2 separate regions of the Homo sapiens genome follow, and region 2 is linked to region 1. A link is a loop called in an ENCODE intact Hi-C map of the cell type or tissue named here. Cell type or tissue: GM12878. All regions are shown on one strand. Each heading gives the region's core, and the rest is flanking DNA. Links, peaks and the distances in the headings are about the cores only.

What was found. A loop is a pair of places that touch in the nucleus more often than their neighbours do. Peaks named below come from ENCODE experiments on the same cell type or tissue, not always from the same donor. Only the 100,000 strongest peaks of a DNase experiment are listed, where the experiment ranks them.
Region 2: it touches region 1 in a loop (6-fold over the local background); 1 of 110 quality-filtered maps calls a loop at or near these places.

What each region holds. Positions count from the first base shown.
Region 1 is chr15:75,129,817-75,132,724 of GRCh38, reverse strand. LOC124903530 (a long non-coding RNA gene) reads right to left here and starts at 1,789. Exons shown (of 2, transcript XR_007064721.1): 1 at 1,539-1,789. RefSeq lists enhancers at 1,280-1,529, 1,700-1,759, 1,800-1,989. In GM12878, for the core only: no CTCF peak of the experiment used is centred there; DNase peaks (open chromatin) are centred at 1,634 and 1,959; H3K4me3 peaks cover 749 bases; H3K27ac peaks cover 2,229 bases.
Region 2 is chr15:74,395,188-74,398,095 of GRCh38, reverse strand. No RefSeq gene overlaps it. Among named protein-coding and RNA genes, the nearest start is that of MIR6881, 15 kb to the left of the region's middle. RefSeq lists enhancers at 296-345, 366-785, 375-1,008, 1,026-1,225, 395-1,594 and 3 more. In GM12878, for the core only: no CTCF peak of the experiment used is centred there; DNase peaks (open chromatin) are centred at 555 and 1,455; H3K4me3 peaks cover 1,690 bases; H3K27ac peaks cover 2,500 bases.

The DNA.
Region 1 (2,908 bases), core at 157-2,656:
TTCCGTAGGAAAAGAATAGACCATGGAACCCAGCCCATATCAGCGTACATACGACTGCTCCAAGTTTTCCTGGCTGGATTGTGTGCCTATTATATGGACGCAATGTAATCTATTCAACCATCCTGCTGCTGCTGGACATTTAGGTTGGTTCTCATTTTTTAACAAGTTCAGGCCCAGCGCGGTGGTTCACGCCTGTAATCCCAGCACTTTCGGAGGGTGAGGCGGGCGGATCACAAGGTCAGGAGATCGAGACCATCCTGGCTAACACGGTGAAACCCCGTCTCTACTAAAAATACAAAAATTAGCCGGGCATGGTGGTGGGCGCCAGTAGTCCCAGCTACTTGGGAGGCTGAGGCAGGAGAATGGCATGAACCCAGAGGTGGAGCTTGCAGTGAGCCGAGATCACACCACTGCACTCCAGCCTGGTCAATAGAGCGAGACTCCGTCTCAAAAATAAACCAGTTCAAACAATTATGTAATGAACATCCTTGGAAAAGTTTTAAGCAGGTAAGTGATAGGATCAGATTTGCTTGTTTAAAATGTCACTCTGAATATGTAAGCTGCTGAAATCTGAACAAGATCTATGGATTGTATCAATATCAATTTCCTGGCTGTGGATATTGTACTATTGTGCAAGATGTTGCCACTGAGGAAATGAGAAGGAAACCAGGTGAAGAGTACATGGAATCTGTCTATATTATTTCTTATAATGCATGTGAATCTATAATTATCTCAAAATAAAAAATTTAATTAAAAAATTGAGGCCCGGCATTGTGGCTCACGCCTGTAATCCCAGCACTTTGGGAGGCTGAGGCAGGTGGATCACCTGAGGTCAGGAGTTCGAGACCAGCCTGGCCAACATGGTAAAACCCCTGTCTCTACTAAAAATACAAAAAATTAGCCAGTTGTGGTGGCAGGCACCTGTAATTCCAGCTACTTAGGAGGCTGAGACAGGAGAATCACTTGAACCCAGGAGGCAGAGGTTGCAGTAAGCTGAGATTGCGTCACTGCACTTCAGCCTGGGAGACAAGAGCAAAACTCTTGTCTCCAAAATAAAAAAGAAAAAAAACACACGTATTAGGATAATTAGTATCAAAATAACAGAAAATAACAAGTGTTGGCAATAATGTGTGAAAACTGGAATGCTTCTGCACTGCTGGTGGGAATGTAAAATGGGGCAGCTACTATGGGAAACAATATGGAAGTTCCTAAAACACTAAAAATAGAACTATCCTATGACCCAACCATCTCACTTCTGGTTTTACAGCCAAAATAATTGAAAACAGGATCTCAAGGAGATATTTCCACACTATGCTTACAGCAGCACTAGTTGTAATAGCCAAGAGGTCAAAAGCAACCCAAGTGTCCACTGACAAATGGATAAAGAAAATGAGGTATATACATACAACGGAATATTATTGAGCCTTAAAAAGGAAGGAAATTCTGACACATGCTACAACATGGTTGAACCTTGAGAACATCTTATTAAGTGAAATAAGCCAGTCCCCAAAACACAGATACTATGTGATTCTACTTACATGAGTTGTCTATAGTAGTCAAATTCATAGAAACAGAAAGTAGAATAGTGGTTGTCAGGGGCTGGGGAGAGGGAAATACAGAGGTGTTAGTTTCATGGGTATAGTTTCACTTTTGCAAGCTAAAAAAATTCCGGAGAGCTCTTCCATAACAATGCGAATTTAACTAACGGTACTTAACTCTATACTTAGAAATGGTTAAGATGGTAAATTTTGGCCAGGCACAGTGGCTCACGTCTGTAATCCCAGCACTTTGGGAGACCAAGCCAGGTGGATCACTTGATGTCAGGAGTTCGAGACTAGCCTGGCCAACATGGTGAAACCCTGTCTCTACTAAAAATACGAAAATTAGCCAGGTGTGGTGGTACACGGCTGTAGTCCCAGCTGCTCAGGTGGCTGACGCAGGAGAATTGCTTGAACCCAGGAGGCAGAGGTTGCAGTGAGCCGAGTTCACACCACTGTACTCCAGTCTGGACAACAGGGTGAGACTCTATGCAAAAAAAACAAAAAAAAAAAACAACAAAAAAAAGGAAAGGGGAGCCAGGCATGGGTGTGGTGGCTCACGCCTATAATCCCAGCACTTTGGGAGCTGAGGCTGGTGAATCACCTGAGGTCAGAAGTTTGAGACCAGCCTGGCTAACATGGTGAAACCCTGTCTCAACTAAAAATACAAAAATTAGCTGGGCGTGGTGGCGCATGCCTGTAATCCCAGCTACTCGGGAGGCTGAGGCAGGAAAATAGCTTGAACCTGGGAGGCGTAGGTTGCAGTGAGCCAAGAATGCACCATTGCACTCCACCCTGTGCAACAAGACAAAACTCTGTCTCAAAAAAAAAAGATGGTAAATTTTATCTTATGCATTTTTTTACCATACACACAAACAGACAAAACTAGAGGAGAGCTAGTTAAAAAAAAAAAAAAAATCACTCTAGCTGCCACTAGGTTTGAAGGGGCTCTGCTAGTGGCAGGAAAGTCTCCTAGCAGGATGTTCTTTTGTCTTGATGAGAAGTGCTGGGGCATGAACAAAGGCAGTGCCCTGGATCCCCAAAGACTGTGAAAGATTGAATTATTTGTCCCTTGTAATATAATTATCCACCCACATCCTTGCCATGGTGGACAGAGAATACTTTCCCACCTTTTGATTTTGTGTTTGGCCATGTGACTTGCTTTGGCCAGTAGGAAACTTGTGAACCTGACATGAGAAGTTTTGAAATGTGCTTGCTCAGTTGGACATGCCTTCTCATGCTGCAGTAATCTGCCATGACAAGAACGTGCCCCATATAGCTGCTGCTCCTTCCTTCTGGGTCCAGGAATGAGTCTCCAGGAACAGGCCATAATCCCTGGGTAGCCGCTGGTCCCAGGAGAACGAGGGACA
Region 2 (2,908 bases), core at 132-2,631, 730 kb after region 1:
GTGATGGGAGTGACCTGCATGGACAGTCAGGGCAGGCTTCAGGGAGGCAGCGTTTGTGCCCTGGGAAGGTCTTGGCTGTTACTGTCCAATCCCAGCCTCTGTCCCTTCCCAAGTCCCCAGGATGAGTGGTAGTCAAGGTGCTGGGTGCCTCAGTGTTATAATGTGAAAAGTCTCAGCCTGGCCTGAAACTCACCCATTAGAGCCCTCACCTGCAGATTCTATGCCCACAGCCCAGGCCAGATGAGGAAACTGTGGCTCAGAGAAGGGAATGACTTCCCAAAGGTCATCCCAAAAGGTAGTGGCAGAGGGAGACCAGATCCCTGATCTACAGATGCCCAGCCTGGGGTCCTTTTAGCTCTGATGGGGTGAGGCCTGGGGCAGCATGAGGCTGGGAGCAGGGAAGATGGGGGAGGGCAGGAGGCTGAGAGAGCCCAGGTGAGAGAGGGCCAAGCTTGAAAGGTTTTCCCAGGCTGGGGGAGAGGCCCTGGTCAGGATGTGTATGGGTAAGGGGTGAGATACAGAGGTCCCTGGGGCGGGCCCAGACCTGTTTCTCCTTTGCCCAGTTTCAGTTCTGTTTTGCTTGTCCCCTTCTGTTTTGCGTTCAGAGTGGGTTGGGGTGGTGGTGGGGTGACTCTTAGCCCCCATCTTGATCCCCATGGTGGGGGATGAGGAGATGGGCTTAACTCCAGACACCACTTTCAGTCCCCCTTTCTACCCCCACCCAGGGTCCCCCAGTCTAAGGGCGGATGCGGGAGGCCTGGCTGGGTCCGTCCTCACAAGGAGGGGCAAGCTGGGCAGAGCCTGGCTGGCCTCCCCTGCTGCCATACCTTGGAGCCCACAGCCTCCAGTGGGTAGTGACTGGCCCCAAATCTAGACATAGGTAATGTTTGCTTAGTGAGCTCATGTGCTATGGGACTAAGTTGAAATGCTCTGCCCCTTACTCATACACCCTTATTGACTCACAGGTCCCCAAGGTGAGTCACGCCCACATCAGGTATTGTGGGTGTATGAGACATACACCCACTGCAAACTGGGATGCAGTTTCCAGTCCCCCTGCCAGCATGCTTAGGGCACCAGGAAGGGCAGTGGGTGCTGATGGGCCCCAGATTTACCAAAGATGACTCCAGTTGGAGGCCTTGGACTGCTGTGGGCTTGTCAGGGGCCTTTGTGGCCCTGGGAGGAGGTGTCTGGGGCTGCTCCAATGTCTTTGGGGTCTCTCAGGTTGGGGTGGATCCTTTGGGAGTGCTGGGCACTGGCAGAGACTCAGGCCGCAGGGAGGGGACTTGCTTTCCCTCTGGCTCCCTCAGGAGGCCTCAGCTGCAGTGCTGGGTGCTGGCTGTCCTCAAACCCATGTCCTCCAGCCCCCTGACGTCTTCTCATTTCCTCATCTCAGGTTTCAGCCCACTCAGGCTGACGTTGCCTTCTGATCTCGTTTTTCAGCAGCCCCCAGGTCTCCGTGGCTGCTGTGCAGAAACGCGAGTGGTTGGGGGAAGTCCACATGATGCTGGCCTTGAAGAGCCTCCTGCCAGCCAGGCCTCAGGAGGGCTCACTTCCCCATTGCAGAACTCCTGCGGAGACCCAGGGGCAATTTCTGGTCTTTAGCACAGGGCCTCTGAGGGGCTGGCTTTTCCTAGGGGCTGCCCTGGTGCTGTGGCACCGTGGGGTGGGGGATTTCGGCAACGCCAGGGGCTCGACATGGCTGAAACTTCTTTGGACAGCTCAGCTACCCCAGGTAGAAGCCTCTGTCCCTCCCGGAGCCAGGCCTGTCCCAGCTTCGAAGTCAGATGTTGGGACATGCTGTATGCCTTTGGGACGAGTAGCCCCGTGGGCTCAGAGCTCTGACAGTGAACCCAGATGGGGTTGCTGTGAGGCACTGGGCGGGTCTAAACAAACAAGGTGCTGTGTGAGTGCATAGGTGCGAACAGGCTGCTCCAAGGGACTCTTGAATTGTCTTTGCGGACAAGTGGGAGTTAGCTGGAAAAGAAGGAGCTGCGTGGTCAGAGGCGTGGAGGCAGGCAGTGGAATAACCCATGTGGAGAACTGCAAGCATTTCCACATGACTGACTGGAGTGTGAGGGGGTGTAGGAGACCGGAGGGCAGGCGGTGGGCAGGGGGCTGGAGAAGGACCCTGAGGGCTCAGCCAAGGAGCAGGACTTTTCCTGAAGCAGCAGAGGCAGAGAGCCAGGCCCCTCCTGAGCCCTCTCACTTCTGTGCAGGGACACCTCCCAGTGAAGTAGGCCTGGGCCTCAGAGGCACCCCGACCCTGGCTGCTGACTCAGCTCTGCCTCTGTGAGGGCCAGTGGGGGGCTGCCCACATGAGCCACGGAGCCATGGCATGGCCTGGGGCTGGCTCTCCTGGGCTGCCCTCCACCCAAGGTCTTGAGGTTCTGCCATTCCCTCTTCAAGGGGTCTGACCATGCAGCCCTAGGTGGGGACGGACCCTGTAGCCTGCTCACTGGTGCCTGGGGTGCCACTGCCAGTCCTGCTCTGGCGCTGATGGGGAGGCAGAGGCAGCCGCCAGAGAGAAGATCCCAGGTGGGGAGAATGTGGGCAAGAGGCCATGCTCCCTCCTGCAGCCTTCATGAAGGCTCAGAGTGTTCTGGAAGTGTTTGGGGGCTGGCCTCATCTCCTCGGCTAGCTCCAACGCCTCCCGGCTCGGCCCCCACATATCACGCTCAAGTGGACCGATCCTGACTGAGGCAGAAAGTAGAACTGGCCCCTCACCATGCGCTCCAGCCCTACTGCTGAAGGAGGCAGGATGGCACAGAGGTGAGGGCGTGAATTCTGCATCACTCAGACTTGGGGCTAGATCCTGGGTCTGGTGGGGAGCACACTGGGCTGGCAAGGCCCGTCGTGCTTTACTAGCTACCTTTGACCCAGTAATCCCACTTCCAGGAGTCTGTCTTAC